2 separate regions of the Homo sapiens genome follow, and region 2 is linked to region 1. A link is an interaction called in ENCODE POLR2A ChIA-PET data of the cell type or tissue named here. Cell type or tissue: Panc1. All regions are shown on one strand.

What was found. Peaks named below come from ENCODE experiments on the same cell type or tissue, not always from the same donor. Only the 100,000 strongest peaks of a DNase experiment are listed, where the experiment ranks them.
Region 2: POLR2A ChIA-PET joins it to region 1 with 14 read pairs; 15 of 35 experiments call an interaction of 5 or more read pairs at or near these places.

Annotation. Positions count from the first base shown.
Region 1 is chr12:110,494,628-110,499,627 of GRCh38, forward strand. It overlaps VPS29 (VPS29 retromer complex component), which reads right to left. Exons shown (of 4, transcript NM_016226.5): 2 at 1,385-1,576. LOC124903015 (a long non-coding RNA gene) reads left to right here and starts at 1,576. Exons shown (of 2, transcript XR_007063458.1): 1 at 1,576-2,250; 2 at 4,114-5,000. It overlaps LOC124903099 (small nucleolar RNA SNORD50), which reads right to left and starts at 1,794; the gene lies at 1,725-1,794. RefSeq lists a silencer at 4,497-4,791. In Panc1, no CTCF peak of the experiment used is centred here; no DNase peak of the experiment used is centred here; H3K27ac peaks cover 509 bases.
Region 2 is chr12:110,590,077-110,595,076 of GRCh38, forward strand. No RefSeq gene overlaps it. Among named protein-coding and RNA genes, the nearest start is that of PPTC7, 9.3 kb to the left of the region's middle. RefSeq lists enhancers at 822-871, 892-941. In Panc1, no CTCF peak of the experiment used is centred here; no DNase peak of the experiment used is centred here.

The sequences.
Region 1 (5,000 bases):
AAAATCATCCATTCCAGTCATATTTACTAAGGATCAGAAAGGGGAAGTGATCTGCCAAAAATCCCATTATTAACTAATGGGAACTCCAGAACTCCTTACTTTTTCTTTTTGAGATAGAGTTTCACTCTGTCGCCCAGGCTGGAGTGCAGTGGCACAATCTCAGCTCACTGCTAGCTCCGCCTCCCAGGTTCACACCATTCTCCTGCCTCAGCCTCCCAAGTAGCTGGGACGACAGGCGCCCAGCACCACACCTGGCTAATTTTTTTGTATTTTTAGTAGAGATGGGGTTTCACCGTATCAGCCAGGATGGTCTTGATCTCTTGACCTCATGATCCACCCACCTAGGCCTCCCAAAGTGCTGGGATTACAGGCGTGAGCCACCGTACCCGGCCCAGAACTCTTTACTTTTTTTCTTTAAAGTCAGGTTTATTGAGGCGTAATTTACACAAAGTAAAATCTTACTTTTTCATGTATAATATGATGGGTTTTGACAAATGCACACGGCTGTGTAAGCACTGCCACACTAAAGATACAGAGCAGCTCTATCACTCCTTCAAAACTCCCTCATGCCCTATAAAGTCAGCCTTTGAGAAAGGAAGCCACAGGAGGGTTGCCAGCAGAGAAGTGATGTGATCTTACTTTACTTAAAAAGGATCACGCTGGTTGCTAGTTGGAGAATAAACTGGAAGGAGCAAGGGTAGAATTAGGAAGTTGGAATACAAGAAAATGATACAGTGGCTTGGAATAAAGTTAGTAGAGGTAGCGGCGGTGAAAAGTTCATAATAAAAACTTTATAAACTTGGCTGAGTGTGGTGGCTCATGCCTGTAATCCCAGCACTTTAGGAGGCTGAGGCGGGAGGATCACCTGAGGTCACGAGTTCGAGACCAGCCTTGCCAACACGGCAAAACGCCATCTCTACTAAAAAAAAAAATAGCTGGATGTGATGGTGTGTGCCTGTAGTCTCAGCTACTTGGGAGGTTAGGCAGGAGAATCGGTTGAACCTGAGAGGCAGAGGTTTCAGGGAGCCAAGATCGTGCCACTGCATTCCAGCCTGGGCGACAGAGCAAGACTCCATCTCAAAAAAAACAAAAACAAACAAAAAAAACTTTATAAATTAAACGACAGCATAAAACAGTAACAAAGCCACTTTTATTCAGTATCTATTTAGTTAGAATAAGTATTTAATGTTTACTAGGTGATCTAAATCAGTGATTTTCAAATAGTAAGGGAGGGGCATGATGTATAGTAATTTTACATTTGGAAAAGAAAAAGGGAAAAAAAAAAAAACCTTACCAGTTGAGAAACCCTGGTCTAAAGATAAAGCTTATGTAAGTAATAATCAAGAAAGGGAGATATTTGAGAAGGGAAAGGGAAATACATCACCTCATCGAAGTCTCCTCTCACAATATGAACATCACCAGCCAGAGTCTTGAGATAGTCATAACTCTCTTTGGTGCAAAGGTTTCCTGTGCAGAGAATGTGCTGAATTTTTCCTGGCACCAGGAGTTTTTTGAATTTAGCTGGCAAACTGTTGCACCGGTGTGGGATGTGCAGATCTCCTAATACCAACACCAACTTTAAAGTGTCAAGGTGAGATAAAGCATAATGTTAAACACAATATCAAAACAAAATAGTCTCCTCTTGTAAGCCCCCTTTTAAGTCTCATAAGAGATCCCGAATCCCAGAAATTATTCATAGGGTTCCTATCATGACTATTTATTTAATCTCAGAAGCTGAATCTGTACGTATTTTTCTTCAGGTCATCAGCTTTGGGATAGGTTTCATCATTGATTGTATCATGACAATTTAAACAGACATACTTATGGTAATGTACTTTGTTCTAAATCAATCTTATTTTGGTTGTAAACAGTTGCATATATAAAATACAGGTAATCATTCTATTTACCAAGAGTGAAATCAAGCATTCTAAAGTGATTCATTTAGAGACCTGTAAATACACTGAATTTTAAAAATTACAAAATGTAAAGTATACTACTGGGCCCTATAGAATTTGGCATTTTTAAAGACTGATATGGTAATTCATATTTCTGCAGTTGTAACATGAAATGATATATTAATCCCAGAAATATTTAAGGAAATTGTTAATAGACAAAAAAGTTAATTATGTAATTTATCTGTACTAGACTGACAACTATGTGCAAGCATAATAGCCAAAATTTGATATTTTTGTTACTTCAAACTATTAGGTGTACGTTACAGAGATATACAACAGCCTTCAGTTTCATCAGGTAAATGTGTGCTTTTGAATTATAATCTTTGATATCTTCACTTTCCTTCATTATTAGAAGTCCTCACTGTCATATTTTTATGGTCTGGATTAAATTGCTCATATATCCTCGGTATAGTTCCCCAACTTAAAAAAAAGAAAACATTTTCACAATCTTTCATGTATATTAGAGCATTAAAACAAAAAAGAGATCAGCTAAATAAGTGATAAATTTAGCATAAGGTGGTTTAGAGCTGCAACATAGTCTCAGATGACAAAAGTAAATTTTGCTTTTAAATATAAAAGAATATAAACCCCAATCCTGTAAAATTTTAATTTAAAAATTTCTTTCTTTTTTTTTTTTTTTTTTTTTTTTTTTGAGACGGAGTCTCACTCTGTCGCCCAGGCTGGAGTGCAGTGGTGCGATCTCGGCTCACTGCAACCTCCGCCTCCTGGGTTCAAATGATTCTCCTGCCTCAGCTTCCCGAGTAGCTGGGACTACAGGCGTGTGCCACCATGCCCAGCTAATTTTTGTATTTTTAGTAAAGATAGGGTTTCACCATGTTGGCCAGGCTGGTCTGGAACTCCTGACCTCAGGTGATCCACCTGCCTCCGCCTCCCAAAGTGCTAGGATTACAGGCATGAGTCACCACGCCTGGCCTAATTTAAAAATTTCAAGATTTGAGAAACAACATTAATTTAGCCATTTAACAGAATACTGTTAGAAAGATCATTTAAAAATAGTATCTGTCTGGCTGAGTGCGGTGGCTCACACCTGTAATCCCAGCACTTTGGGAGGCCGAGGTGGGCAGAATACTTGAGGTCAGGAGTTCGAGACCAGCCTGGCCAACATGGTAAAACACTGTCTTTACTAAAAAGAAAAATACAAAAGTTAGCTGGGCACGGTGGCAGGCGCCTGTAATCCCAGCCAACTTGGGAGGTTGAGGCAGGAGAATTGCTTGAACTCAGGAGGCGGAGGTTGCAGTGAGCTGAGATGGCACTGGCACTGGCACTGGATGCCACTGGCACTCCAGCCTGGGCAGCAGAGTGAGACTCTGTCTCAAAACAAACAAACAAAAAAATAGTATCTATCCTCCAAAGGACAACAGAATCGATTTTTTTTTTTTTTTTTTGAGATGGAATTTTGCTCTCGTCGCCCAGGCTGGAGTGCAATGGTGCAATCTTGGCTCACTGCAACCTCTGCCTCCCAGGTTCATGCAGTTCTCCTGCCTCAGCCTCCCGAGTAGCTGGGATTACAAGCGCTCTCCACTACACCCAGCTAATTTTTGTATTTTTAGTAGAGACAGGGTTTCACCGTGTTGGCCAGGCTGGTCTCCAACATCTGACCTCAGGTGACCCACCTGCCCTGGCCTCCCAAACTGCTAGGATTATAGGCGTGAGCCACTGCGCCCAGCCCAACAGAATCAGTTTCTTCATGTTGATCAGTATAAGCACCTTCATTCTATACAAAATGTTTTCCTTTACAGATATTGCATGCATAAATGTACATGCCCTTTAACTGCTTTTAAAGGCATGACTATTCTTTAATATTATCAAAGAAACCATTAAATAGCTAATAGGATAAAACAAAATAGTTTTGCCACTGCAGACTTTGTAAATGAAAATTAATCAAACAAACAAAATGTATGAAATTAAAATGATTACCAAAAGAAGCTTGATTTATCTTGCAACAAAAATTAAAATTATTGCAAAGAAAAGGAACCGTTACCAGGACACAGAGTTATCGGGACATAGTTTGTAATCTCAAAGTAACACAAGGTTATGAAATTAGCACACTTTAAAATTGTTAAGTAAGATTCTTCTTTATAAAGACTAGTTTCAGCAGGTATTTGTTGTATGACCTATATTAATTGTTTCAATGCAGATCTCAGTGGACAAAACATCTGTAAAACTAAAAACCACTATGAAGTTTCCACCCTCACTGGTAATCAACATAAAAGTACCTGGATATAGAACAATCTTCATTTTAGAGGGGGATTCCTTCTGATATGGATTGAAGTACATAGTTAGTATGGGAATCTTGCTTTGAGAAAAAGGTAAAAATAATAGATTTCTATATTTAAAAGAAGAAGAAGAACAACAACAACAACCACCACCCCAAACTCATAAAAGGGTATATGTCTACAACAGGTTGAAATGTTTGGTACTAATAATGAATGAGCTGTTCAATCTGAATGTACCAGAAAGAACATTAGTAAGACATGGTACTTTATAATGATTGATGACCTAATTCTATAAAGTACTGTGGATTATCTCCAAGACTCAAGACTATTAGCAGTCTAAAGATATAACTGTATGAATGACCACACAATCATTTCAAATTAGTAGGGATCCTTACTAGGACAGAATCCTCTGGTTTCCTGCTGATGACAAAGTTATGGGGAAATAGTGTTACATAACACGTGTCATACTTTGAAACATGTTCCCGCCCAAATTCCACACTTTGACAAATCGGGATAGACATAGATGATAGAGTCCTTTAAGAAAGCAAAAGATCCTGGAAATGGCAGTCTTATTAAATTAAAATAAAGAGCCAACCCAATCAAAGCATGGGAATTCGGTTACTTCCTTTCAACAGACCTTAAAAGGGTAAGAAATCCAGTCAGTAAACAGCCACCCAACCACCACTGTTAGTAGGAGCTAAGTGAAGAAACTTACTCTGTGCCCAGCCTTAGTGGAATGAAGAAGTTGATTGCAGACAGGGGGGATGAAAAAAAAAGGGTGAAACATGACCAATGTTAAAAGAAAGCA
Region 2 (5,000 bases), 95 kb after region 1:
CTTGCTTTGCGTCATGTGTGATGGTCATGTTTTTCCCCCCTAGAATCCATTCTCCTGCTTCTCTGATTATTGTATTTTGATTTTCCTTGGAGGAACAATCCAACACCCCCTAGGTTCATGCAGTTTATGTGGAACTGGACCAGGGCTCCAAGGATGAACATGTGGCCTAGGTCTGGCCAATCACAGCATTATATTCTGTTGCTAGCAGTGGTTGGTCCAGAGAGAAGGCACATGACCCAAGCCAGACCAAGGAAACTTCATTATGGGATTTTGCTGAAAGTGTTAGGAAGGAGAAATTATCACCAAGGTTTGTTTCTAAGCTGGTAGAATGCAAGCTTGGAGCTGCTGATGGCCATTTTTTTCTTTTCTTTTGTTGTTGTTGTTATTGTTGAGATGGAGTCTTGCTCTGTTGCCCAGGCAGGAGTGCATTAGTGCGATCTTGGCTCACTGCAACCTCGCCTCTCGGGTTCAAGCAGTTCTCCTGCCTCAGTCTCCCAAGTAGCTGGGATTACAGGCAGCTGCCACCACGCCTGGCTAATATTTGTATTTTTAGTAAAGATGGGGTTTTACCATGTTGGCCAGGCTGGTCTTGAACTCCTGAACTCAAGTGATCTGCCCATCTCAACCTCCCGAAGTTCTGAGATTACAGGTGTGAGCCACCGTACCCGGTCTGATGGCCATTTTTGCTGATACTTGGGAAGAACCAGCCTGAGAATGAAGTCAATACAGAGAGAAGCAGAGCCTAGAGATGGTAAGAAACAGAGGCCTGGTAAATGTCAATCAAACCCTGAATCCAGCTTTGCCTGAGGGAGGATCAGTCTCTGAACTAATATGAGTTCCCTATGTTGCTTTAGCCACTTTGATTTTGCCTTGTAATGCAGTGAATTCTAACAAACACATCACGTGATCCAAGTACCATGACTACAGTTACTAAATCAAAAACAAATCCCGAAACCAAAAGCAACTGTTTGAAGGGAACTTATCCTCTACTTACTTATATAAGCAGAGAGGGAACTTCCGCTTTTCAATAGAGAAGCTACTGAAGGAAAACTCATCCCTTTCTCTGGTACCTCCATGAGTGAGGAGTGATTTGCCTAATAGTGGGTTTGGGAGAAGATGCTGAGTTTGTTGCCTGGTCCCTTTCTCTTTTTTTCTTTTTGCTATGGCCTGACCTTTAGACACTGCTGTTTTCCTCCTTCACCATGAGGAGCCTGTCCCTGTGAAAGACATTTGCAGTAACCCAGCCTGTGGCTGGGTAAATTAGTTTAATCCAGAGGGAAATTGCATGCACCACTAAAGCCACATTCTCCAATCAGCCTTATCCAGAAAACAAACTCTAGAGCTCTAGTTTCCTGATTCATATATCTTTTTCTCAGTGGATTTGGAATTTGGAAAGGCTAAGGAGGGTGCAATTAATTATCAGCCCCATGAAACCCCAACATGTTAATTTACATATTTTCTTTAGAAAACTTTGAGAGGCAGTCCTGTGGAGATCAAATTTCTGGTGTTGTCAGGGCTCCAGGCTTAAAGGTAATTACGGGTCAAGTGTGTTCCTGACCTGGGTAGTTTGTGACAGTTACAGTGGTTCCACAGGATTTTAACTGGCTGGAGCCTGAGTACAAGGGCCTCTAGGGCAGGCCTTGACCTAACTCATGTGAGTACAGCCTTGACCTCAGCAGGCAGGCGGGACAGGGATTCGATTATTGGGGGAAAAGTCTTTCTGTCCCAGAGCAGGCTTACCTTCAAAAGGGCAGAACTTTAGTTTACCAACCTGTAGACTCCGGCGGGTAGATTTTTGCTTTTTGTAATACCTCTTTAAGCAACACTTGCGGCTGGGCAAGTTGACTTTGATTTGTGAATTGCATGAACTTTGATCACGGTTTAGCATTTGGAGAGCTCAGACTCTGGCTTTACCCATAGAATGGGGGTATATTTTATTAGTGAAAACAAATGAAAAGAACAGGGCCCTTATTGTATAGGAGATATGCTTCTTTGCGGGTGGAGGTAGATAAATTGAATGAAGACCCATAAGATAAGAAAACAGTGAGGCTTATGCCTTGAAACTTTTGTTTCTGAGAAACAGGTTTGCTTGAGAAATCAAGGAGGACCTGGACCTGGGTTGTTTGGTTTTGTTTTTTTGTGGGTTTTTTTTTTTTGAGCCAGGGTCTTACTCTGTTGCCCAGGCTGGAGTGCATGGAGTGCACGGTGCGATCTTGGCTCACTGCAACTTCCACCTCCCAGGTTCAAGCAATCCTCCCGCCTCAGCTTGGCAAGTAGCTGGGACTACAGGCGTGAGCCACCAACACTTGGATTTTTTTTTATTTTTTGTAGAGACAGGGTTTTACCATGTTGGCCAGGCTGGTCTTGAACTCCTGAGCTCAAGCAGTCCGCCTGCCTCAGCCTCCCAAAGTGCTGGGATTACAGGTGTGAGCCACCGTGGCCAGCCTGGGTTGTGTGTGGTTTTTTTTTTTTTTTGAGATGGAGTCTCACTCTGTCACCCAGGCTGAAGTGCAGTGGTGCAATCTTGGCTCACTGCAGCCTCCGCCTCCTGGGCTCAAGCGATTCTCATGCTTCAGCCTCCCGAGTAGCTGGGGTTACAGGCATGTGCCACCACACCCAGCCAATTTTTAAAAATTTTTAGTAGAGACAGGGTTTCACCATGCCTCCGCTGCTGAAAGTGCTGGGATTACAGGCATTAGCCACCGCACCTAGCCTGGGTTGTGTTTTAAAATATGCTTCTGGGCTGGGCATGGTGGCTCATGTCTGTAATCCCAGCACTATGGGAGGCCAAGGTTGGTGGATCATCTGAGATCGGGTGTTTGAGACCAGCCTGGCCAACATGGTGAAACCCCATCTCCACTAAAAATACAAACATTAGCTGGGTGTGGTGGTGGCGCATGCCTGTAATCCCAGCTACTTGCGAGGCTGAGGCAGGAGAATCCCTTGAACCCAGGAGGTGGAGGTTGCAGTGAGCTGAGATTCAGCCAGCCTGGCCTGGGCAACAAAGTGAGACTCCGTCTCTAAATAAATAAATAAATAAATAAATAAATAAATAAATATAAAAAAAATATGCTTCTGTTGTGCTACCAGAACAGAACCAGCAGAAGAGTGAAAGACAAATAAAGGAAGATCTGCTGACTAAACTGGAGGAGGGTGGGATTTTTTTTTAAAAAAAACATGATCTTGCTCTATCACCCAGGCTGGAGTGCAGTGGCCCGATCATAGCTCACTGCAGCCTCAAACTCCTGGGCTCAAGCAATCCTCCCACCTCAGTCTCCCAAAGTGCTGGGATTACAGGGATCTTTTATAAAGAGCTAGAACTGTGATCTTAGTAGACAAGCCAAACAGATGTGGAAGAGAAGTGAATTTTTGAAGGCTTAACTAGGGGGATATATATATATATATATATACATATATGTATATATATATATATATATATTTTTTTTTTTTTTTTTTTTTGAGATGGAGTTTCACTCTTGTTGCCCAGGCTGGAGTGCAATGACACGATCTCGGCTCACCACAACCTCCGCCTCCCGGGTTCAAGCAATTCTCCTGCCTCAGCCTCCCGAGTAGCTGGGATTACAGGTATGCACCACCACACCCAGCTAATTTAGGATTTTTAGTACAGACGGGGTTTCTCCATGTTGGTCAGGCTGGTCTCAGGTGATCCACCTGCTTCAGCCTCCCGAAGTGCTGGGATTACAGGCGTGAGCCACCGCGCCCAGCCCGCTAGGTAGATATTAAGAGAAGAGACCCACAAATATACAACAACTTGAAAGGAAGTTGCAGTAATATTACAAATTACGGGAAAAAATAATATACATATATTTTGAGACAGTGTTTTACTCTGTCACCCAGGCTGGAGTGCAGTGGTGCAGTCTCGGCTCACTGTAGCCTCTACCTCCCAAGCTCAAGTGATCCTGCCACCTCAGCCTCCTGAGTACAGGAACTACAGGTGTGTGCCAACACACCTAGCTAACTTTCTTTTTTTTTGAGATGGAGTCTCACTCTGTCACCCAGGCTGGAGCGCAGGGGTGCGATCTCGGCTCTCTGCAAGCTCTGCCTCCCGGATTCACGCCATTCTCCTGCTTCAGCCTCCTGAGTAGCTGGGACTACAGGCACCTGCCACCAAGCCCAGCTAATTTTTTCTATTTTTAGTAGAGATGGGTTTCACCGTGTTACACACCTGGCTAACTTTTGTATTTATTTTTTATTTTTTTTACAGACGAGGTTTCACCATGTTCCCCCTGCTGACCTCGAAATCCTGAGCTCAGGCAATCCACCTGTCTTGGCCTCCCAAAGTTCTGGGATTACAGGTGTGAGCCACCGTGGCTGGCCAAAAAATAAATTATTTTTTAAATGGTGTGAGAACATTGGTTATCTCTCTGAAAAATTAAACGGTGGGCTAGGCATGGCGGCTCACGCCTATAATCTCAGCACTTTGGGAGGCCGAGGCGGATAAATCACTTGAGGCCAGGAGTTTGAGACTAGCCTGATCAACATAGCGAAATCCAATCTCTACTAAAATACAGAAATTAACTGGTGTGGTGGCTTATGCCTGTAGTCCCAGCTACTCAGGAGGCTGAGGCAAGAGAATCGCTTAAGCCCAGGAGGCAGAAGTTGCAGTTAGCCAAGATCATGCCACTGCACTCCAGCCTGGGCAACAAAGTGAGACTCTGTCTTTAAAAAAAAAAAAGTTAAACTGGGTCCCAAACTCACATTATATACAAGAGTAAATTCCAAGAGTAAAAAGAAATATTGAAAAGTCTTAGAATAAAATATAGAATATTGGGATAAGAAATGGCAGCTTCAATAATATATAAAAGTGCACAAGCTGTTAAGGAAAATTTAGATCAACTTGACCACATTAAAAGATACAGTTTAGCTGGGTGCGGTGGTTCACACCTGTAATCCCTGCACTTTGGGAGGCCGAGGTGGGCGGATTGCTTGAGCCCAAGAATTTGAGACCAGCCAGGCCAACATGGTAAAATCCCATCTCT